3 separate regions of the Mus musculus genome follow, and all the other regions are linked to region 3. A link is a loop called in an ENCODE intact Hi-C map of the cell type or tissue named here. Cell type or tissue: left cerebral cortex. All regions are shown on one strand. Region 1 holds the start of Pomp (proteasome maturation protein). Region 2 overlaps Mtus2 (microtubule associated tumor suppressor candidate 2). Region 3 overlaps Mtus2 (microtubule associated tumor suppressor candidate 2).

Region 1 (8,000 bases), 380 kb before region 3:
CCAAATACTACACTGTATTGCTTTAAGTGTTAAAATAAATGGTCCTGTGTTTGGCCACCACGACTTAAGCCACCATTACTTAAGGCAACGACTTTAAGACTCACTGGGCCAATAGTCAAAGGATAAGAGCTGGCTCATTTGGTAGTAAAGTATGTCTTAGTTAGGGTTTCATTGCTGTGAACAAACACCAAGACCAAGGCAACTCTTAAAAGGACAACATTTGGGCTGGTGAGATGGCTCAGTGGGTAAGAGCACCGGACTGCTCTTCCGAAGGTCCGGAGTTCAAATCCCAGCAACCACATGGTGGCTCACAACCATCCGTAATGAGATCTGACTCCCTCTTCTGGAGTGTCTGAAGACAGCTACAATGTACTTACATATAATAAATAAATCTTAAAAAAAAAAAGGACAACATTTAATTGGGGCTGGCTTACAGGTTCAGAGAGTCAGTCCATTATCATCAAGGCAAGAACACAGCAGCATCCAGACAGGCGTGGTGCAGGAGGAGCTGAGAGTTCTGCATCTTCATCTGAAGGCTGCTAACAGAAGATTGGCTTCCAGGCAGCTAGGGTGAGGGTCTTAAGCCCATGCCCACAGTGACACACCTACTCCAACAAGACCACACCCACTCCAACGAGGCCACACCTCCTAATAGTGCCACTCCCTGGGCCAAGCATATACAAACCATCACCGTATGTAAAGGAGAATTATTAGACCTGCCCATGCAAACAATGAACTGGGTGTGTGTGTGTGTGTGTGTGTGTGTGTGTGCATATTGAGCCCAAATCAGAAAATGCTGGGAACTGAACATAGATCTTTTTTCATTTTTCTAGCCCTTATAACTGCAGCTTAAGAAAAAAAAATCTCAGGGCATCATGGCCCATGCCTGTAATGGTAGATTCAGGAGACAGAGACAGGAGGATTATGAGTACACACTCACGTTCAGACACAGAGTGAGCTGGTGGGCAGTGTGAGCTACTGGAATCCTACTTCAAAAACATAATCATTTAATGTTTGTTGACTGCACATGCTGAGTGATACAGAGTCAGTCCTGAACACTTGCTGAACATTTCTTTTAGTACTGGGCAATGAAATTATAAAAAAAGGAATTTCCTTACGTGTGAGATGCTGGAATTTTCCTGGAGGAACAGATATGTAAATAGATATCTTAAATGCACTTAACAAAGAAAGGGCTCATGGGATCAGGCCAAAGACATGTTGGTATGGTGATGGTCTTTGGTTTTATGTATCTGTGTACATGAGTACAGTTCAAGGCCAGAAGAGGGCATTGGATCGTCTTAAGCTGAGTTACAGATGGCTTTGAGCCTCCTGATGAGAGTGATGTGAAAGGAACCCGGGTTCTCTGAGAGGAGACAGTCTGGGCATATCAGTGAAGTCATTTACATCATTTTAAAAATGATGTACCCTGAATGTGGGAGGCGCCATCCCATAGGCTGGGGTCCTAGGCTGAGTAACAAGACAAAAACAAGAGGACGACATTCATTTCTCTCTGCTTCTGACTGCAGAACCCAAGTGACCAGCCGCCTCATCCTCCGGCCAGCACAGCTAAGACCTGTTTTGTCTTCTTCTCCTTCGTGCTATGCCATACTCTCATAATGTGAGCAACAGGGCTGGAGAGATGGCTCCGCGGTTAAGAGCATCTGTTGCGTCCCTTTCCCAGCACCCAGAGGGTGGTTCCCAACCATCTACCTATAACTCCAGTCCTATAAGACCCTAAGACTCTTTCGTGTTGGCAAACACCGCTAATGTTGCAAAAGAGTGTGAGGGCACCAGGCACACACCTGATGCACACGCAGACAGTCAAACAAAACGTTTTAGAGGAATCCTTTAAAAATTAATTTTAAAAAGCTTAATGAAAAGCCGGGCGTGGTGGTGCACGCCTTTAATCCCAGCACTTGGGAGGCAGAGGCAGGCGGATTTCTGAGTTCGAGGCCAGCCTAGTCTACAGAGTGAGTTCCAGGACAGCCAGGGCTACACAGAGAAACCCTGTCTCGAATAACAAAAAAAAAAAAAAAAGCTTAATGAAAAGACTTAGGGAGATGACTCATGTACAACATGTAGAACCACGTTATTTGTAATTCTAAGAGCCTGACATACGTTAGCTCTGATGACCCTGACTTAAAATTGTCACCACCACCACCCCCATGTCACCGAAAAGGACTTAGTCCCAGGGAACCTCCCAAGTCTTTGCTGTCTTCCAGTCTGGCCACACTGACCATATCGCCGCCTTCTGCCTCCCGCTTTTAAGTTGCTTATTATGAACGAACCGGTGGCCAGACCTGACTTGGGACTCAGGTTGTGATTGCCCCCCAAGTTCGGAAATATCCACACCCCACAACCCTGGAGCCCGCCTCTGCCTGAGGCTCGGTGCCTAAGCTAGCTTGGTCCTTTCCTTAGGTTCTACACATACCCAGCCTCGGACCTTCGATTTATAAAACCGTAAAGGCCTGTTGTCCCACTTTTGACTCAGCAGAAGGACTTTATGTAAATCACCACCGTGCGTCCTTGGATGGCCCGTGGGAAGTCTGTGCATTTGCACACGCCCATCTAACACCGTCCCGCGAGGCCAGGGCCAGTGCACACCCGAGCTGCGCCCTTGGCCCTCGCTCACCGGGGGACAGCGAGCGTGGGAGCCCCGGCCCAACGCTACTCCCTGCTCCTCCCACGCCCCCTTTCCTTCCTGGCCGGAAGGACGCACTTCCGGCGGATGGGGCGGAGGGGTGGGCGTCTCGGCCCCGGAAACGGAAGTGAGCGGTTTGGCCGGCGGACTCGAGCAGGTTTATAGATCTCACAGAGCTGTTTCAAAGATGGTGAGTGAGCGCGGAGGGCCGCCGTCGCGGCGGGTACTCGTGGTGCGGGCACGATCGCGACTGCCCGGTCCCGGCGGGTGTCTGACGTGGGCGGGACCCGGGCTGCACTCTCTCGGGTGGTCCTGGCTCCGATCGGACGGCGCGGGTCAGTTCCCCGGGCCTCCCAGGCCACAGCGCCCCTTCCCAGCAGTGGAGGCGGATGCACTCCATGCACTGGGCACCTCCGAAAGCCAAGCCTTGTGTGCGTGTTGGGACACGCCACGTGCCTTCTCCCTTAGGGTGACTGCACCCCTACACCCGCCAAGGCGCACGACCGCCCGTTGCATTCGTACAGCTCAGCCTCGGTTTACAAACATCTCTCTGTGTGCCATGTGTCGCTCCCGTTTTGTTCGTATAGTTAGTGCTTGAACTCCCTCGCATCCCCCTCTGGCCTCTCCTCCCCTTCTGGCCTCTCCTCCTGCCCCACTTTCTGTTTCTCTTTGAGCATAGTCCTGAGTCACTATGGCACTCCTCCGCACGCCATCTGCCCACGTCCAGAAAGCTTGGATTGGCAGAGACCGCTAACCAGTGTAAAGGAATGTGAGAAACGCTGAAATATGAATGGTTTTTAGGTCTTCATAGACTTAACTTGTATCTGACACTGAACTAGAACCTTAAGGAGTCCTCATATTTTACAAAAGGACACCGGGACGATAGTAACAGCAATACTAGAGTTCAGAATTTCCCCTTTGTGTGTAGCGAAACTTCTCCTTTGGTGCTTTTCAGTACATCTGTCCCCAGGAGAACACTGTACTGTAGTGGTGTCAGTCAGCATTGGGACAGCTATAATCATAGACAGGGCCAGTCCTGGAAGTCTGTGCTTGACTGGCAGTCACGGAGTAGGTGACTGTCCAGGATAGATTACCTGTTGTCTTCCTGATCCCCGTGGTTTCCTGTGTGAAGAGTGGGGACACCAACAGTACCAGGCCCTTGAATTATAGAGTTGGAGCCCCGAACTCTATTTCTCAGATGTTAATGAGGTCTAGAAGGAGATTGTTAGCGATTTTGTTGGTGAGGTGGTGTGTTTTGGGGAAACCTTGTGCAGAATTGGGGAGACTGGTGAGGCTCAAGCAAGACCCAGTTGGGGCTGCTGACATTCCCCCCCATGCGAGCTGCCAGGTCAAATACACAGGTGAAGTAAGTCTATCAACTAGCTGCTTTCTCAGAATTGTTTGGTCTAGACTAGTAACAGAGACCAGGTCACCTGTATCTAAGCAGTTTGTGCTGTCAGATGTCGGGTGACAGTGACAGTTCCAAAGGAGCTGTTTTTAGCCTTTTGCACTGTTTCAACTAGCTGCATTTATTTTTAATCATAGAAGACAGCTCCTCCCCCTTTCTGTCAGATCCTATGACCTCATGTCTAGGTGTCATGCCGTAATTCCACCTCTGGTATTATATTTGACCTGCCTGTTCCCTGGGGTTCTGTCCTCAGCCTTTTCATTGGGTTAAAACACTACAGCCAATGGGAAGGTTCTTTCCAGTGAAGCAGATCTGGCTGATCATACCAAGATTAGGGTAAAGCTCAAGTTTTTTGGTACATACGACTGTCCACCTTTGAATTTTACCCCTTCAATCATGTCAGTCATCTCAAACTGGCCGTAGTTTGTCTTCATTCCTTTTCTTTTTCTTCATACGATGCTCTCCCTGCTGCCACATTTAGAAGTCAGAGCAGGAGTCTTTCTACCTTCGGATGCGGTGCTCAATGTACCCCGTGCGCTGGCTACCGCAGCACTTAAGGCTCTCTCTGTAGATCCTGGGTTCCTTAAGGGCACGGTTCTTAGCGCCTCTGTCCTCTAACCAGCGCATTGACTTTGTGTTGTAGAACGCCAGAGGTCTTGGGTCGGAGCTGAAGGACAGTATTCCAGTCGCGGAGCTCTCAGCCAGCGGGCCTTTCGAGAGTCACGATCTTCTCCGGAAAGGGTATGTCGGGGAGCTGGGGCTGTGTCTCGCTCGTTCTCACGAAGCGCTTCTTGTGGATTCTCTCCAAGGTGCTCTCCCTGGAAGGCTGTAAATGTGTATTTGATTCTTGCATGTTCCTTGTAGCTGGAGAACTCTTGTAGCAGAATAACAGCATGCGGGCTTGCAGGAAGGGGGTCCTCCTAGTGTCTGGGACTATTGGTAGGATTCTCTGGGCTCGTTTGATGAGGGAGCTAGCCCTGGAGTTTGAACCTAGGGTGTCGTATAATGGGAAGCAAGCGCTCTACCTCTGAGATCTATAGCCCTAGCCCTTAGTTTAGTAGGATTCTTACTGCTCGTAACTCAGCCGTTGACCTCTCGATGCTACTGACTGCAGGAGACACGAAAATATAGCATTTATATAGCAGTGGTTAACAAAGGACTGGGCAAGTATGACTTGAGTTTGGATCCCCAACACCCATTTAAGGGCAGGTCACCCTAGCCAGTTGATGGTCACTGTGCCAGTGAGAGCCTGCCTCAGAGCATAAGGCGGAGAGCAGCAGGGGAAGCACCACTGAATGTCAGTTCTGGCCTACATGAAACACACACACACACACACACACACACATGCACGCACGCACACACACATGAAACGCACACACACTCTGGCCTACATGAAACACACACACACACACTCTGGCCTACATGAAACACACACACACACACACTCTGGCCTACATGAAACACACACACACACACTCTGGCCTACATGAAACACTCACACACACACTCGAGCACACACACACACGTGCACACACGCACACACACACACACACACACACACACACACAGGAGAATCTCCGAATGTCAGACCTGGCATACATGAAACACACACACACACACACACCTCCTTAAGAAAGGATGGTGGCTGGGTGGCGGTGGTGCATGCCTTTAATCCCAGCACTTGGGAGGCAGAACTGTCCTGTGAGTTCCAGAACGGCCAGGGCTACATGGAAAGCCTGTCTTGAAAAGTCTCCCTCACCCCGTCCCACCCCACCCCTGAGAGACGGGGTCGGGGGGGGGGGGGGGGGGGGGGAGAAAGGATGGTGGGTATACACCGAGGAAACAAGGCCTTCTTTCCTGACACAGCAGTGCTAAAGCAAACATGAACTTGCAAAGCCTGTGGCAGGCAGCAGGCACAGAGCCGGCACAAGCCAGATGGGGTACCAGTGCTTAGGCAGGAAGTGGACAAAAGCCCCCGTCCATAACCTAGACGCTACACGTAAGGGCAGGCCAGACAAGCTCAGTGGAACTTCATTTTTTTCTAACTTAGAGATCTTTTGTTTATATGTTGTGGTTTCTGGCTTTGTGTTTTTATGAGATTACTGTGTGTGTAGAGGTTTGAGAAAACTCTTATTGTCAATAAGAATCAGAAAGGGAGGGAGAGAGGCAGAGACGGAGAGAGAAAGGATGACGTGCTGTGGCTGCTTGGTTTTGGGTCCCAGCTCTGTTGTCCCCTGGACGACGTCTTGTGACAGGTGCTCAGCGTTCCAGTCGGTGACCAGAGTGAACAGTACTTGTGTTACACAGTCGGAGCAAGGGAGTCAGTACCCGAGAACACGCACGTGTGCCCAGCTCGCTCTGGCACTTCGTGGTGGCTGCTTTTGTTTGTGTTCTCCAGCTCCCTGTCCTACCTGCTTCTGTGATTTCCTTCTTTAGACACCTGTTCCAGTCGTCTGCCCCTGGCACATCACTTTTCTGCTCATACAATACAAGGTCGATGTGACTTCCAGTGTATTTCCATCCTAACTGAAAATGCTGACTTTTCCTGCAGTAGAGTGGCATTCTGGCATCCTGGTGCTGAGGTCTGGGCACATACATAGTCCATTTTGGATTAGTAGGAAAGACACAGGATATGGCCTCTTGGAGTCATAATTTGATCTGTAGTAAAATTAATAGGCTGAGGGCTGGAGAGGTGGCTCAGCAGTTATAGTATTTGTTCTTCCTGAGGACCCTGGTTTAGTTCCCAGCAGCCCCATGGAGGCTCATAACCACCTGTAACTCCATTTCCAGGGAATCAGATGCCCTCTTCTGGCCTCTGTGGGAACCAGGGCAAACATGCACAGACAGTTTTTAAAGAAAATTAATAGGCTAGCCACCAGCTAGTCCTGCTGAGCCCCACCAACGACCGAACCCCTCCAGGAAATGTCATTTTTTTTCCCCAATTGTACAGGGAGACTGCACAGGAAGGCCGTTTTCATGTTCTCCCTCTCTGATGGCGATCTGTTCACAGTGCTCAGTGGGTGGCTGTGGCAGGGCTTGTAGGCTTTGGGGCCCTCAGACCCTGCTTTAGACAGTACTTAGCAGGACAGTGACCGTGGTCGGGTCCTAACTGTGGGTCTCTTAAGCATGTGGTTTGACATGTCTTTATAAAGGTACAGCACTGAAGGAAGAGTCTTAGCTAGCCTGTCTTAGGAGCAGCATCCCATCAAAGTGGCAGTAATATTAAACACATGCTTGTTGAGTTCTTGTAAAATAACTTAAACATTTTTACTAGAAGATTTAGGAGACAGAGGGATGGCTCAGTGGTTAAGAGCACTAGCAGTTTTTCTAGAGGACTGGGATTTATTTCCCAGCACCCACATAGCAGCTAACAACTGTCTGTAACTGCAGTCTTGGGAATCTGGTGTCCTCTTCTGTTCTCCAAGGGCATCAGACACACAGGTGCTACAAAGACAGACATACAGGCAAAACATCCATGCACATAATAAATATTTTAAAAATTAATTTACATGAGAACCCATGAAAGACATCAAAATAAACAATGAAACTCAGTGGGAACAGTTAAATGGTAAAAATATTGCACAGCTTTTCAGTGGCATTACTATCAGGGCTTTATTATAGATAGAGGACTGAGCTAGCATCCACGTTTGCAAAGCCTTTGTCTTAGGGTTTCACTGCTGTGAACAGACTCCAGGACCAAGGCAACTCATAGAAGAACAACATTTAATTGGGGCTGGCTTACAGGTTCAGAGATTCAGTCCATTATCAAGGCAGGAACATGGCAGCTTCCAGGCAAGCATGGTGCAGGAGGAGCTGAGAGTTCTACATCTTTATCTGAAGATTGCTAGTAGAATACTGATTTCCAGGCAGTTAGGAGTAGGGTCTTAAAAAGGCCAGGCCCACAGTGACACACCTACTCCAGCAAGGCCACACCTCCAAATAGTGCCACTC
Region 2 (8,000 bases), 150 kb before region 3:
CCCCGCCCCCCCCGTCTCATACAACCTAGAAGATGTCTTGAGCATCCAAAGCCCCCACCTTAGTGCCTCCGCTGTTCACATTCCTCCCCTTTAAGTGCTGCAGCCTAGAAACGGGCTCTCAGGTGAATTTTGCTCCTGTTCTATTCCCTCGAGGGTCACGACCCCGCAAGGGCTCTTGCGCAGTTTCTGAAAACATCCATTGCTTGTATTTGCCCACATTTTGATGGTTCTTGTTTCCTATCTGTTCACGGCAGTCTCCATGTTGTTAATGGTTCTTGGGTAGGATGTCCCTTACGTCATCACAGAAACTATTAGCCTCCTGTGGCTTTCCTGTATCGAATATGAGGTCCCACGTCTGTGTTTATGCTTCCAAGTCCCGATTATCACGTGGTGCTTATTTTCCCATGATGTTTGAAGGCTGTCTTTGATACATGTCTGTGCGTGGGTGTGGTTTTGCGTTTAGCCGCCATTCATACCCGTATAGATTCAGATTCTCTGTCACATCTCCTGGACCTTGTCGGATCTGTTTTAGGAGGCCACACAAGGGTCTGAACAGCATGGCACTGGCAGAGAGAGAGCTGGAACTAGGAGCAGGATGGATGTTTCACGATGTGACCTAGCATTTACATATTTCCAATGTCAAGTGAGCCCTTGCATTCTAAAATCTATGAATCGGTTTGATCCGTGAGTTATAACACATTAGCTATATTTCCTCCCCCCCCCCCCCCCCCCCCCCCGCTCAGATAGGAAGCCTCTTAAATGCCCAGTAGCCTGGTGAGCGCCATGTGAGTCAGGTGAGGTCCTCAGTGCTTCCATCCCGTGGCTGATTTTGCAGGCAGCATTAGGTAGATTGTGATGGCCTGAAAGAAGTGGACACACAGTCAGTCCACACCATCCCACAAGGCAGCTCCTTCAAGCATTTGTCTCATAGCTAAGGCAATGTCCTAAGATTTACAGATCTTGATGTGACTACATAAAGAATCAATGAACCCAGGGGCTCTCTTTTCTTCTTAAATCATTTCTGTTTGTTTGTTTTTGTTGTCTTGTTTCCATTTCGTTTTGTTTTGTTTTGTTTGAGGCTCTAACTTTTTCTGACTCCACAGTGATGCTTACAACCGAACTTTTGAGCTGAGGACTGGTGGCCCATGCTTTTAATCCCAGCACTCGAGAGGCAAAGGCATGTGGATCTCTGTGAGTTTGAGGCCAGCCTGATCTACAGTGGACAACCAGGCAACACAGAGAAACCGTGTCTTGAAAACACACACACACACACACACACACACACACACACACACACACACACCAAACAAAATACAAAAATCAAAAACTCCACTGAACTTTCTCTGTTTTCTGAGAGTGAAACTCAAGACGCATGAGCAGTCAAGAGCTCAGGGCACTTCACAGCCCTCCGTGTAGCATGAAGCCTGCTCGCGCTGGGGGCCATGGTTGTCTGTAGAGCAGTTTATAATAGAGCCTCCATGTCTGGAACATGAGAAGACCCTGCTTCTCAACACTGTCTTTTTTAAAAGCTCTATATGTTTTGTATTCTTTCCTCAAAAACAAATCTTTAATGGCCCCCAACATGCAGAACCTGTTAGCCTACCCAGTGTACAGTGTGGCGAAATGTAATTTGCCTGCATGGTAAATGTATTTGAAATACATATTTTTTTTCCCTGAAAGCATAGTGCTTTTATATGAGGCAATGCTAGAATGGAATGTAATATTTTCTGTTAGGAGCAGTTGAGGCGTTGAAAGCAAAATCTTTCTGAAGGATGGACGATAAAACCTCATTCTATAAATAGCCAGAGAAATTGAATCAGCTAAATTGGAAAACTTTCTCTCAAGATATAGACAACTGTGCTATAGATTCTGATTATTAAAATAAAATTTATTTTGGAGTTTGACATCCCCTGCAGCCTTTCTTTCAGGGACTTAAAAAAAAAAAAACAGAGTAAATTTCACCAAGTTTTAAAATGGAGAAATTATTAACGTGTTTTGAAAAGCAAATAAATGGAATTAGAATCTTTTAAACCAGCCCTGTCCAGCTGCCGCTACAAATTTAGCATAATATAGGCCAGTGCTCAGTATCTCTGATAAGAAGTCTAAAATGAAAATGTTATTTTTCTCTCCCAAGATAATACTGAGACAAATGAGCATTTTTGAATCTTCTGCTTGGCATAAGAAAGCTAGGGTGCATTTGGAAGCTGTGGGGGAGCTCTGCATGGGTTTCTTCTGATGACAGCAGGACCTTCCTCAGCCTCCTCAGATCCGAGCCCAGCTGGATACTAGGGAAGACGAGGGTGCCCACAGAATCTGTCAGGGAGCTGCTCCCAGCACTGGGTCTGTGCGGAGCAGTGTGTGTGTGTGTGTGTGTGTGTGTGTGTGTGTGTGTGTGTGTGTGTGTGTTGTGGCACAGCATTTAAAGCAGGGAACTGGATGGGGACAGCTTATCCTGACTGGTACCCATGGAAAGGCTTCCTGGAGGAACTGGGGCATGGCCTGAATGACCTCATAGGATGGACTCAGTGCAGTATGAAGGCCCAAGTAAGAAGGGAGTTGGAGTTTTTCAAGAATCAGGCCATTTTTGTAGGTGGGAGGGGAGTGTTGGGGGAAGGGAACTGGGTGTCACCCAAAACAAAACCAGATAGGTAAGCTGGAGCCGGATAGTAAGGAAATTTCAGGGCCAGGCTGAGTTTAAGGAATTTTTGTTGTTGCTTTGTCTGTTGGTGAGGAATTAGAAACCTTGAGGGATTAGAGACTTGCCAGGATCCTCTGTTGTGAACACAGGCCATGGTACAGGAGGTCTGAGGAAGCTGCTCTCTCCTGACAGCATAATATGAGAGCTCTCATATAAGAATATGAATATGTTATTTATACTTTTCATATTTTCCAGATTCTATAACAACACACTTCATTTTTCACATTATGTTTTATGCCTATGAGTGTTTCACCTGCATGTATGTCCGTGCCTCAGCGGCCAGCAGAGGGCATCAGATCTTCCTGGAACTGGAGTTGCAGATGGTTGTGAGGTCACTGTTTGGGTGCTGGGAACTGAACCTTGGTCCTTTGCAAGAGCAGCCAGCACTCTTAGCTGATGCAGCATCTTTCTGTTCACCTAGCCTGGACACCTTGCCTTTGTGAACACTGTAGCTTTGAGTTGAGAGTCTGCACTGCACAAGTTAGTGTGAGGGCGGGGAGTGTTTCTCAGGGTCTGTCTTAGTTTGTGTTTCTAATGCTCTGAAGAGGCACCATGATCACAGCAACTCCTGGGTTACTTCATTGACACTATCTACATGCCACTTGGCAATGGTGTCTCCACTAATAGCTATGGGGCTCTTAGCCACTGATGGCTGCTGAGAGGGGAGGTGCCCTTTTATTTGGGGTCTATGACTACTGGAGGGTTGCCCCAGTGGGTAGCCCACACCCATGCTTATATACACAGCACCAATTGGACTCAATGCATTCTTAATAATACTTTTTATAAAGGAAAAGCGTGTTGGTGAGTCTTGGCAGAGAGTTGAAGGGAGGTAGCAGGGGATGGATGTCATCAAAATATATTGTATACGTGCTTGACGTTTTTTCAAAGAATGAGTTAGAAATACCATTTTCAAAGACACAGGAGGAAGCTCTGTATCTGTTGAGTTGATGGCTTATGGCTACCCTGCAGCAGTTCTTGGTGTTTCTCCATGGTCACCAAGAACTGACAAGCTTTTGGGAACTTTTGAACTAGGGCGGACCGGTCAAGGGCTGGGAGTTAAATATGTTAGCTTTCCAGTTCAGCCGAAGTCACTTGACTCTGCAAGTGTGAAGTACAGACAGACAAAACCAGACTGTCTGCCAAGACCAGCGGCTGCCCCCTGGGCTGTAATTGGCTGAATGGCCACTGTTTCTTGAGAACCTTTGAGGTGGCCAGCCCTGTTCTTGTTTCTCTGAAACCTATTTATAGGCTGGGTGCTAGTCTGTGTTCTGGTACACAAATGATACAGTTCTGGACATTGTGGGATACAAAGAGTAAAATTAGTAATTGCCATAGATGTGGTAGGTATTTGATAGTGACCTGTTGAGAATGGACTGCAGGCTTGCCCGTGTGAGCAGGTAGGGCGGGTCGGGAGGGAAGGGAGGGAAGCTGTAGACAGGGTGAGTTGTGCTGCATTTTGAAGGATACGTAGGGGGTTTATCAGGTTGGGAAGGTGTAAAGATGGAAAGAGAGGGGCCATCGGTAGGAGTGGAACGATCCAGATCCTTTATGGGACTCCAGCTCTACAGGGATCCTGGTGAACGCATTGGTGGTGATGGCGGACAGTTCACTCACACATGGGAATTTGAAGTTCCTCTGGACATGAGACAGAAATGTCTAAAACGAGTAATTGTGGCTACAGAGAAACCTTAGGCGAGGATTCAGTGTGGGGCGACTGCCCTGTGGATGTGTACTGAGGCAGTGAGAAAGGATGAACGGACTCAGGGGAAAAAGAGACAAGGAAAATCGAGGAGGTGGGCAAGAAAGGAGGGTGATCCATTTCAGAGGCACCGGAAGCAGGAAGTCAGCAGGAGACAGAGCCCTGGGGGAGGGGCCAAGGAGACACCATGAGAGGGCAGCGTGGGGGTCTTCAGCAGAGCATCTGAAGGAGGAAGTGACCAACATGGAAGTGACCGTAGCAGTTTCATAGGAGGCGGGACTAGAAGGAGGAAGTGACCAATGGGGTCTCATAGGAGGCAGGCTAAGCAAAAAAATGCCAAGAGACTGTTGAGACTGGAAATTAGGCAGCAGTTGGTGACCTAGTTTTGAGGGAACACTTTTAGTCAAACGCAGGGGTGGAAGTCACATATTAGCAGGGTGATGCATGAATGAAAAGTGAGGGAATACGAACAGAAGAGAATGATTTTTAAATACTAGCAAATGCAGAAAAGAACCAGGAGTGCTAGCTGGAGGCGGGGGTGGACTAGGCTGCATTTCAGAGCGTGGGAGGAGATGCTTACTGCAAATGATCTGGAATAGGAAAGAGAGGGAGGCACTGGGAGAGAACTTGGCGCTAATCATCCCCAGGGGACTGGTGAATGATGGGAACATGGCCACGTGCAGAAGGATGCATCTTGAGATATGAGGCAAAGGCAATGACTCTTCTAATGCAAACGAGAGGGGAATAGAGTAAAAAAAGGAATGAGAGGAGCGGGCAGGGTGCTGGTTCCTGGGTTAAGAGAGCAATTTATTGACACCGAAATTCTGCTTCACTGTGGTATCTGCAATGTGGGTTGAATCAGATGGGAAACACCTGTGTGATGGTAGAAGGGAGCATGGCCTAATTGCAGTTTCTTTGGCATCTTTTTATTTCTCTTTTACAGGAGATTGACCCCGGGGCCTTATACACACAGGGCAAGGACTCCCCTTAGCTTTTCCTTTGGTATCTTTAAATATTTTATTATTCATTTATTCTTATGTGTATGTGCCAGCATGAGTGTGTGTGTGTGTGTGTGTGTGTGTGTGTGTGTGTGTGTGTGTGAGAGAGAGAGAGAGAGAGAGAGAGAGAGAGAGAGAGAGAGAGAGAGAGAGAGAGAATGCCATAGGTCTGAGGTATGGTGTGAGGGATGAGGACATGACACAAGTGGAAGAGAGTGTGGTCCAGACCCAAGGGATGGTTCACATGAAGGCTTTTGTGGCTTCAATGTCAACCACTGGGGCAGGAAGAGAACAAGACTGGAGAAAACTGGGGAGATCCAAACTGTGGTAAGGACTCAGCCTTTCCCCTCAAAAGCAAGATTGTGTCCCCAAATGGTTTGACATAAGGACAGACAAGATCATACTTGTTTTTTTTAGAAGGTGAGATTGGATGGAAGTTGGGAGAACAAGAGTAGATGGTTTGGCGAGAAGGGGTAAGACAAGGGGTCCTCTTCGGGACGCTGTTTTAGGATGCTAGCAAGGAGAGCCCAGCCAAGATGAGGGCAGAGGTAGGAATGGAGAACAGGAGAGGCTTTGCAGGTAATTTTACTAAAGCCCAGCCTTTGCTAAGGTTTCTCAGAGACTCAGAACCAATGAGAAAGAAAAGACTTATTAGGAAGTAGTGGCTCTTTCTACCGCACTATGGCTGACAGTCCTCCCGAGTCTAGCTCAGAGCCAGGTTCCAGTCTGTGTCCTCTGACTTGCAGATGTTCCTGCCACCGCATCCAGTCTCAGCGTCTCACTGTTGCCTACGAGCCCTCTTCCGTCTCTCGATCCTTCTTCAGGGCCTCAGTCACCCTGAAACCTAGGAGGTTATGGAGACTGAGCATCACGGTGATGATGGCTGTCTGCAGGGTGGAGATTCAGGGAAGCTGATGGTCCAAGCACAGGGAAAGACCCATCCCTGGCTCAAGCAGTCCAACAGGGGGAATCAAGTCTCCTGGTCCTTCCCAGAGCTCAACAGGTTGACTGATGTCCACTCTCACTGGGAAAAGCCTCTGTGCTCCCCACCCTGCCAGCTCAATTGCTAATTTCTTCCAGAAACATGCAGAGGAATAATTTCTAACCTGGTACAGGAGTGCCCCCTACTATATGTATATGTTAAATCTATATGTATAATTAGCCTCCTGACCCTGTGGGCCAAGGTCGCTTCAGAATAGACTGCGGAGGGGAAGAATATGAAGAAAAGCCAAGCATCAGGAATGACAGCCCCAGTTCACCTGTGTTGCAGAATCTACACAATTAGTTAACCCATCTATAATTGTTATTGCCTTATAAAAGAGGACGGATGTTCTGGAAACTCTAATACACCTCTTTCTGGTGGTGAGTTACTATGGAGCCTCGGGATGTTTGTGAGTACGTGTGAGCCCTCAGCACAGTGCCTTTTCTTGGGGCTTTCGTAGAGTCCAAGGGGACGGATGTGCCATAATTTGGGAGCTTGACAAGACCCTGAAGTCCAGGTGTTGAAGATTCGTCTCCATGGTGTCAATACTAAGACCTTTGAAAGGTGGGGATCAGGGGGGAGTCTTAGGTTCCTGGGTGTGTGCCCTTGTAGATGGTTGTGGGTCTTACTCTTTCCTTTTGATGTTGGGACTGGAGGTAAGTGTTTTGTTCTCTGTAGTTCTCAGTTTGCATCCCTACCAGAGGCCTCAAAACAATGGTTTGGCTGTTTAAGTGCATCCTCAGTAATTAATTTCCAGAGAGAGACAGAGACAGAGAGACGAGAGACTGAGAGAGGCAGAGAAGAGAAAGCTACACGAAGCTACACGGCAGAGTTTTGCATTTCTGTTCTTAGTTTTAATTCACTACATTGAAAGTAATGTTTGAGGCTAAAAACAATTTTTGTTTAAGTAACAATGTCTGTTGCTGATCACGAGAAATTATTATGCAATCTGATGAAAAGAATGTGGATGACAGTTATAACCCTCCCCCCCAATGCATTTTATAACCATCTCTTTCCATTGCTGTTTTTGAGATTTCCAGGGGTGTGTGTGTGTGTGTGTGTGCGTGCATCACATCAATATACACATATATATCGATATACACAGAGAGAGGTTGTCTTGCTAACAAGACAGTACAGTACAGACTTGGGTCTCGTCACTGCTGGTCAGTCAAGCTGTGTTATTGCCGTTTATTTCAGCCTCTCCATCCTTGCCTCTATTTCCACCTCTCCTTCCCTCCCTTTCCCTCCCCGTTCCCTCCATCCCTCTCTTCCTCCATCCTATCTCTCTCCCTGCATTTCTTTTTAATTTGGTGTGGATCATTGCCTGCCTATCTATCTATCTATCTATCTATCTATCTATCTATCTATCTATCTATTTATATTATATGTAAGTACACTATAGCTGTCTTCAGACACTCCAGAAGAGAGCATGGGATCTCACTACAGATGATTGTGAGCCACCATGTGGTTGCTGGGATTTGAACTCAGGACCTCTTGAAGAGCAGTCAGTGCTCTTAACTGCTGAGCCATCTCTCCAGTCCCCTCCCCCAATTGATGGTTTCTAAGAATGCTTTCTGGGTCATCCAGCCTTGCTACTAGCACGTCCTCCTTAATGTTATCATG
Region 3 (8,000 bases):
GAGGCGGAGCGGCAGCTGGCCCAGCGACTGCGGGACAGGTGTGAGTGGCAGGCCAGGCAGCTGGGTCTGGCTCGAAGGGAGCTGAAGAAAGCCATCCAAGGCTTCGACGCCCTGGCTGTCTCTACTAAGCATTTCTTTGGAAAGGTGAGGCTGTGTCTGTGAATGTTTACGGGTGCTTGAACTAACGATGGGCGTTGGGAAGTGTGTGTGGTATTAGGGTTTGGGGCTAGAGTGGAGGCGTGTTGGTCCTGTGGAATCTCCTGCAGCATTCTAGAATATTCCAGGAGCCCAGACCTCGCCGGGAAAAAAAAAAAAAACTAGTCTAAAAAGAAGAATAAGTCACCTTGATTACCAAAGAGAAAGGTGGGCCGCAAAAGGAAGAAGAAATACAGAGGACTTGAAGAGCAGACATTGCTGCTGAGGGGAAATTTACCCAGGCAGGCCTGAGGGGCATCCTCCTCTGAGCCCTTCAGCATGGGCTCTAGAGGGCGCTCTCCGGATCACTGCTTCTCTAGAAATGCAGAATGCTGGTTCCTTGTCACTGGAGGGCTGGCGTCTGCTGGATGCGAAGGTTGTGTCCGAGGGTGAGAGGGAGGGTTTACTTTGGAGATTTGAAAATGATGCCATCCTTGGGGGTGGGGGGTGTGGAAGACAGGGAACGGGGTGGGTGATTGGGCAGGCAGGCGAGTGAAATGTCTTATGCTGACTGGCTCTCTCAGGAACTACTCTATGGGAATGGAGGCAGACATGAATTCTTTTTCCGAGGCCCCCCTTCCGCAGTACCTGGGCTATCACATTTCAGTGGGAGGTTTTGGAGGATCAGCCACACTCAAACCCTAGCAACCCAACCGGTGAGCGCTCTGAGCTCCCGTTTGTTGTTTGTTGGCCTCGTGGTGCCTAGAAACAGGAAGATGTAAAAGTACCGTATCAGTGCCTCCCCAGGAAGAAGGGGAAGTGCCTACCTCTCTAGCTAATTTCAGGTCAGTAAAACAGGACATTAAGTTCCACGGTGTACAGCATTTCTTCCTTGGTCACCTGAGCTGCACTGTACGGGGGTTCTGTGCCCTTCTGTCCTCTCCCTGCCCTCGTGTGCAGAAACCCAACCTGCTCGTTGTTCTCTCAGTCTTTTTGTTTGTTTGTTTGCTGAAAGCTGTTAGCACAGTCACCTGCCGATCTGTTGTTTTGGGGGGGTGGCCAGCTACATGGATAGCTGCTCAAATTCATTTGTACCAAGATTCCAGCCTCTTCCGAAACTAAGAACTGTCACACCAGCAACGAATGATCAATTTAGATTCCCCATGTTTTGGACTGGTGGTATTGGTGTCAACAAAGAGTTAACAAGTATCTACAGTCTATTCCTATACGAAAGATAAAAGTTACAAATGCATCTTTGAGATTTCGTGTCTCAAAACCATGACACTTCTAGGATGCTTGTCCTACAGAAGGAGTGGATAGTTTCCCTTTGGTTGTATACAGACTTTTCATGGACTGTCAAATCTTCAATAGAAAAGGAAATAAGGTGTGTGCTGAACCTTGAGCTACAGTTACACTGTGACACTACCTGCCTAGGCTCCTCTTTGCTGAGCTGGGTAGTTATAGTTACACTGTGACACTACCTGCCTATGGCCCACGTGGCCTCCTCAGTGTGGCACCAAAGCCTTGATGATTGTTTCCTAGGATCACATCCCAGGGCACTGGTGGATTCTTTGAAAAGTTAAACCTTATGATACCATAGCAGGTAAGAAGCCGATGTGCCAGAATTAAGGCTCCACCCGCATAGTTTTGCAGTTCTCTGCCTCAGAAAAACTCTTTGCTGACCACAAGTTGCTTTCTTCCATGGCACGCACAAGGCTGTTCAGTTAGAAGCCCAGTAGGGCTATCCCCATATAGCCCATAGCCTGCTGAGCAGCAAAGGTGTGTGTGTGTGTGTGTGTGTGTGTGCCGTTATCCCTGATGTGTGTGGCCTTCCTGCTGCATGCCTCTGGGCACCTCTCCACTTCTGATAGGACAGATGCTGCTTCTTTGTAAGGTCATCGTGCGGATGTAGTGAATTGATGGGTAAAGGCACGTCACGGGAATACTTAGGAATGGTCTTCTGTGAGAGCAAGGAAAACCACTTTATGGGTCCTGCTCTCAGTAGGGATTAGACATGTATGACGTGCGGGCAGTGGACACTAATCCTGGCCACTTAGCTCTCATTACACAGGTCATATGTCCCTGGTTTGATGTTTGAAATATGAAATGTTCCAACACCTGAAACCTTTTGAGGACTGACAGGGCACAAGTGTGAAATCCCACACTGGAGCTTCTAAGACTGGCTGCACCTTTAAAACATTGTATAAACTTACCTCTATCTTATGCTTAGAGAGTGAAGAATCTCAAATGCATCTCATGTTCAGACTTGGATCCCATCCCGAAGAAAACTCATGTACACTATAAAAACATTCCCAGTTCTAAAGCAAAAAAGGAAATATTTCCATCCCCTATCGTTATGAAAAAGGGATACTGTCTCTTTATATACAACGGTGGTTTGGCTGGTCTAGTGAGTTCAGTTGCTGTAGTCAATTTTTCCTGAGTGTTGAATGTATCTTGAAGGGCATACTGGAAATTCAGCTCATCACTGGGAACATCGGAGCTCAGATAGACTCCCTGTCCTGGTAGAATAATGGTGAAAATTGTCAGCTCTGACAGCCTCAGCCCAGAGCCCAGGGATTCTGAAACGCCACGCTTAGGTGCCAACATAGCCTCACACCTGCCTGACCTAACAGCTCTGTCCTTGCAGCCAGTCATGTTCCTCAACAGGCAAAGCAGGCCTTCCAACAAAGGGGAGAAAAAAAGCAAAAAAAAAAAAAAAAAACCCAAAAGGCCATGGTTGCAAACCTCCAGGGATGTGGTGATGAGTGTGACCCTCCTGGGCTCACTTCCCAGGGTCTCACTGACAAGCTGGAATCCTTTGCTTGTTGTTCATCCAAATGCTACCCTGTATCACCCTCTGGTGGTAAGTTCATGAAATAGCATAGACAGTGGTCCTTGACAACACAGAATGCTTCACATTCTTAAACATGTGGCCTTGTTTATTTCCATTTTATTTGTTTGTTTGGTTGGTTGGTTGGTTTGGTTTTTCTGTATAGCCCTGTATGTCCTGGAACTCACTCTGTAGACCAGGCTGGCCTCGAACTCAGAAATCCGCCTGCCTCTTCTTCCCAAGTGCTGGGATTAAAGGCGTGCGCCACCACACCTGGCTTCCATTTTATTTTTAATACAATGCATTATATTGACTCAATATCTTAGTATTTGTTTTTCTTTTATAGTTAGCTCCAAATGTGGTGGTAGACTGTGAGTTTTGCTTGTTAGTTCTTATAGATTAGGCAGAAAAGGCGTGGGACTTGATGCCAGTGAAGTGTCTCTGTGGGTCTTCCATGTTTGTTATTACTGAATACCTGAGGCAATTCTGAGATGTATACCAGAGAAGAAAACGTTCATGTCACAAGCCAGGGAGCAAAAGGAGAAAGAAAAGGGTTTTTGAGGCCCCACGGTCTGCCTCAGGGGAACCACAATACCTCTAGGCCTTTGCCATCACAAAGGATCCTCCACCTCCCCACAGTGCCCCATAGTTCCCCAGTCTGCAGCAAAGCTCAACTGTTAGCTCCACCCCACTGTTACCTGGCAACAGCCAGGCAGGCCTGACTCACTATAAAAGGGGCTGCTTGCCCCCTCCTCCCTCTCTTGCTCCCCCTCTCTTCCCATTCCTTTCCCTCTCTCTCCATGTGCTCATGGCTATGGCCTGCCTCTACTTCCCTACTCTCTCTCCCTCTCTCTGCCTTTCTCTACCTCTACTTCCCTCTTAGCTCCCCTCCCTATGACCTGAATAAACTCTATTCTATACTATACCGCCATGTGGCTGGTTCCTCAGGGGGAAGGGATGCCTCAGCATGGGACACCTCCTTCCCCCACACCTCACCACAGTCCCATAGAACATATCCCCTACCTCTTTATCTTTCTATATACACATCACCAACCATAACTCATTTTCCTCTAAGCTAGTTCCAAAGAATATAATAATGTCATTGCATTTACTGTCTTTTATTATGGAAACAGACTCTTGTTTTTCTCTCTTTAAGATTTTTTCTCTCGTGCATTCTGTATCAACTGCAGTGAAAACGAACTCTAAATACAAAAGAGAGGAAGAAACAAAAACTTAAATCCCCATAGTTATATTTAAAATTTATTAGTATTCTACTCTACTAGTTTTGTGTATTTTTTAAAGATTTATTTATTTGTGTATGAGTGCTCTATCTGCATGTACGCTCCACTGCCAGAAGAGGGCATCAGATCCCATTACAGATGGTTGTGAGCCACCATGTGGGTGCAGGGAACTGAACTCAGGACCTCTAGAAGAGCAGTTAGTGCTCTTAACCACTGAGCTATCTCTCCAGCCCAGATTTGTATGTTGTTTTTAATATATTTCACCTGAAACAGCGGAGGCTCTTGGGCTACTGCCTCTGCCATGTGAAAGGGTCCATGGGCGACTTGGAAATTTTGAAAGTAGGCAGGGCTCACAGATAACAGCTGAGCCCCTGTTGACTGACTGACGGTCAATGCCTGAGAGTCTGGAGATATTGTTCCAACCCTCACCGAATTCTTCCAGCTGTTATAGCTATCATCCTTGTGTGACATTTGGGGAAACTGAGGGAAATGCAGGTCTCTAAGGACAACATAATGAGAACAAAGTGGAGCCAACAGTCTTTGCACCGTATATTAATGTCCCTTCCCCTACCAGCCCTCCCCGTGCTTCCCTGTACGTGAGACAGGGGGCAGAGAAAACATAATCACAAACAGTGAGGTAGTAATTAAAAGCTGGATAGTTACACCTGATGCTCGCCGGAAATGCCCTAAGGCCATTTTGTCCCGTTGCCCTTAAAACAGACCAAGTGAGATACAGTGTTCTGAGGAGTCGTTGGGAATGGGGCGGGGGTGTGCAGGGGTCGGAGAGCCACAAGATCTGGGATGAGTGTAGAGGGAAGCCGAGCAGACTTGTCTGCCTCCCAGGTAGAGGGATCCTCTCCCTTTTTCCAAGCTCTTGGTGAATCATTGCTAACTTCAGAATACAGTTCTCACCTTGGGCGCTGTTTGAAAGCACAACACCCCTCGGTGAGGACGGCTGGCTCCTCTTGGAGGAACCTCCCTTGTGTCTTCATTAAGGCCTCACAGCACCTGCTCCTCTCTCCAGTCTTCAGTCGAGCAAAGGGGAGAAGATGGAGGAATCTTTCCCCAAGCAAGTGTTTGCTAGCTCTCGCTGTTCCGGGCAGTGGGATTTTAAATTAGGGCTTCATCAGATGAGCCCACTCTGAAGGCAAGAGAGAAGGTGTATTCCACCAGCGGAAGGACATCCCGTTCCAGGGGCTCCTCCCTCCCTCTCCCCCGCCACAACCCCATGTGTGTTCCCCATGGAAGCAGAAGCAGCCAGATGCTTGTGGGTCCCTGGATCTGGCACCACAATGCTTTGCACCTTCCACCTTGTTAACAGCCATTATCTTCTCATTCTTTAATTTGCCCCAAGTAGCCAAACCCTGAAAGATTCGGAATGTGAGTACTTCTAGTTTGGTTGGCCTGTCTGACATCCATGCTGACAATGGCAGAGAGCATTGTGGGAGCTTTTAGTGAAGTGGTCCACGCGGGCAAACTGATGACTGCCTGGTGCAGCAATACAGGAGGCCTGTGTCCTACCTGTGTCATAGAAGTGGAAAGAGTTACTAAGTTTCCCTGGCTCCTTAAAAGCTGGCAGCAGAACTAAGCTGTCCATTCAGAACTAAGCCTGAGAGACGCAGCAACGGCACCACCTAGTGGGCACTGTCTGCAACTGAACGTCTGTGCTCTGAAAAGTCTCATCAGTGTTACCTTTTCGTCAGAGGAATTATAGAGAGCAAGAGAGTGTTTTCTCTATAGTCACTGACCGTGGGACACAGACCTGCTTATTCCACAAACTTAATTGTAACTAAGTTTCAAATAGGAAACACACAGATCTTTTCTTCTTTCTTCTTGATCCTGATAATCAAATCACTAAGACAGCAAGATATATGGGCATCACATGCCGTTCACCTAGGGGTCACTTTGTGAAAGCAGTTATATATTGCACAAACCTGCAATCAGATGACCCACACCTGTAAATCCAGTATCCGGAGAGAAAAAAGGCAAGAGATGGAAGACAGGCCAAAGAGGTTAATTCAGCTATATCAATAACCACTTTAAATGAGAATAGCTTGAACCCCAAAAGACACGGGTAGTCAGAAGTTATTTAATGAATCCAACTATATGGTAACTGCAAGAACCTCAATTTAAACATAAAAATCAGTAAATGGGTGAGAAAGATATACTATGCTAGCACTATTAAAGAAGAGGCAGAATAAATATATAATTTAATATATTTTTAAGTCTTCAAGAATTTCATACATTGTCATTTGATCATTTACCTAGGTACACAGGTTGACACTAAGCTGATGTCACAGCTTTTGTCCACTTTATACAAGCCTAGATAAACCTAGGAGGAGAGAGTCCCAATTGAGGGGTCTCCACCATCAGATTGGCCTGTGGGCAGGTATGGGGAACATTTTCTTAATTGCCAATTGATACGAGAGGCCCAGCCCACTGCGAGGGGTGCCATCCCTAGGCAGATGATCCTGGGATCTATAAAGAAGGTAGCTGAGTAAGCTTAGAGAAAGCAAACCATTGGACAGCATTTCCCCGTGGCCTCTGATTTAGTTCCTGCCTTGGCTTTCCTTGGTGACGGACTGTGATGTGGATGTGTAAGCCAAGTAAATCCTTTCCATTCATCCCGTGCTGGGTTTGGTGGGCGTTTATCACAACAACAGGAACCTAACTAGAGCAAATGCCTTAAAGCCAGGAAGACTGTCAGGACACAACTCAGCACTTCAATGAGAAATTGTCCATTCTCCAAGAACTCGGAGAAGGCGTGAAGCTGGCTGCTGGTATTGCAGGCTGGCTCTACTGAGCTCCAGGGACCTGTGTACATACATAATGTTCAGTTAGTGTAGACCCAGAGCCATGCTGCTCCAAACTAGGTACTCTGCTTTTAAACGTGTCTCCTGTGCACAGGGGAAGGGAACCAGAAGCCCCAGTGTGTACTGGGCTCACAGCTCTGCCCTTTGTAATGTGTATGAATATTATTTTGTGTAATCTTCATGATGAAGGTATTTCGATCCCTGGCTTATGGATAACTTGGCTACCTTTTCATCAAATCATGTCCTGTGTATTATTTTAGTCATTGTGCATTTATCAAATGCCTGCTAGGTCTCAGAGTGATAAAATTGAAATGACACAGCGTCTCTTTTAAGAAAGGCACAACCCCACGTAACACTCACGGAGCTCCTCATCCAACTCCCCCTGCAATGCTGGAAGGTAAGCAGGAAGCCAGGGATGCTGCTACGTGACAGGCAACCATGGGGGAGGAGGCTTTTACTTGACTGAAGCCAGTAAACAGGTGTCTTAGGGTGTTTTGTTTTGTTTTGTTTTGTTTTGTTTTGTTTTGTTTTGTTTTGTTTTGTTTTTTGAGACAGGGTTTCTCTGTGTAGCCCTGGCTGTCCTGGAACTCACTTTGTAGACCAGGCTGGCCTCGAACTCAGAAATCCACCTACCTCTGCCTCCCAAGTGCTGGGATTAAAGGCGTGCACCACCACTGCCCGGCTTGTCTTAGGGTTTTATTACTGTGAACAGACACCATGACCAAGTCAACAATTTTAAAGGACAACACTTAATTGGGGCTGGCTTACAGGTTCAGAGGGTCAGTCCATTATCATCACGGCAGGAGCATGGCATTGTGCAGGAAGACTTGGGGCTGAAGGACCAGAGAATTCTACATCTTAATCCTTCAGAAGGAGACTCTCTTCTGCAGGCCAATAGGAGGAGGCTCTTTGCTGCACTGGATGGAGCTTGAGCATAGGACCTCAAAGCCCACCCCCACGGTGACACTTGCAGACTATCAG

Evidence for each region. Hi-C counts contacts between places; a loop is a spot of excess contacts. Peaks named below come from ENCODE experiments on the same cell type or tissue, not always from the same donor. Only the 100,000 strongest peaks of a DNase experiment are listed, where the experiment ranks them.
Region 1: it touches region 3 in a loop (3-fold over the local background); 7 of 42 quality-filtered maps call a loop at or near these places.
Region 2: a loop joins it to region 3, with 2.1 times the contacts of the local background. A loop is called at or near these places in 11 of 42 quality-filtered maps.

The regions. Positions count from the first base shown.
Region 1 is chr5:147,857,861-147,865,860 of GRCm38, forward strand. It overlaps Pomp (proteasome maturation protein), which reads left to right and starts at 2,768. Exons shown (of 6, transcript NM_025624.3): 1 at 2,768-2,831; 2 at 4,693-4,790. The coding sequence starts at 2,829. In left cerebral cortex, a CTCF peak has its summit at 3,324; DNase peaks (open chromatin) are centred at 2,289, 2,740 and 3,343; H3K4me3 peaks cover 2,245 bases; H3K27ac peaks cover 1,937 bases.
Region 2 is chr5:148,085,726-148,093,725 of GRCm38, forward strand. The region is part of intron 3 of Mtus2 (microtubule associated tumor suppressor candidate 2); the gene reads left to right. Among named protein-coding and RNA genes, the nearest start is that of Gm46928, 60 kb to the right of the region's middle. In left cerebral cortex, a CTCF peak has its summit at 2,993 (motif pointing right); DNase peaks (open chromatin) are centred at 2,288, 4,496 and 4,943; H3K27ac peaks cover 1,824 bases.
Region 3 is chr5:148,236,334-148,244,333 of GRCm38, forward strand. Mtus2 (microtubule associated tumor suppressor candidate 2) reads left to right here. Exons shown (of 15, transcript NM_001359503.1): 7 at 1-144. Among named protein-coding and RNA genes, the nearest start is that of Gm46928, 90 kb to the left of the region's middle. In left cerebral cortex, CTCF peaks have their summits at 476 (motif pointing right), 3,003 (motif pointing left), 4,308 (motif pointing right) and 5,845 (motif pointing left); DNase peaks (open chromatin) are centred at 550, 2,628, 2,983, 5,836 and 1 more place.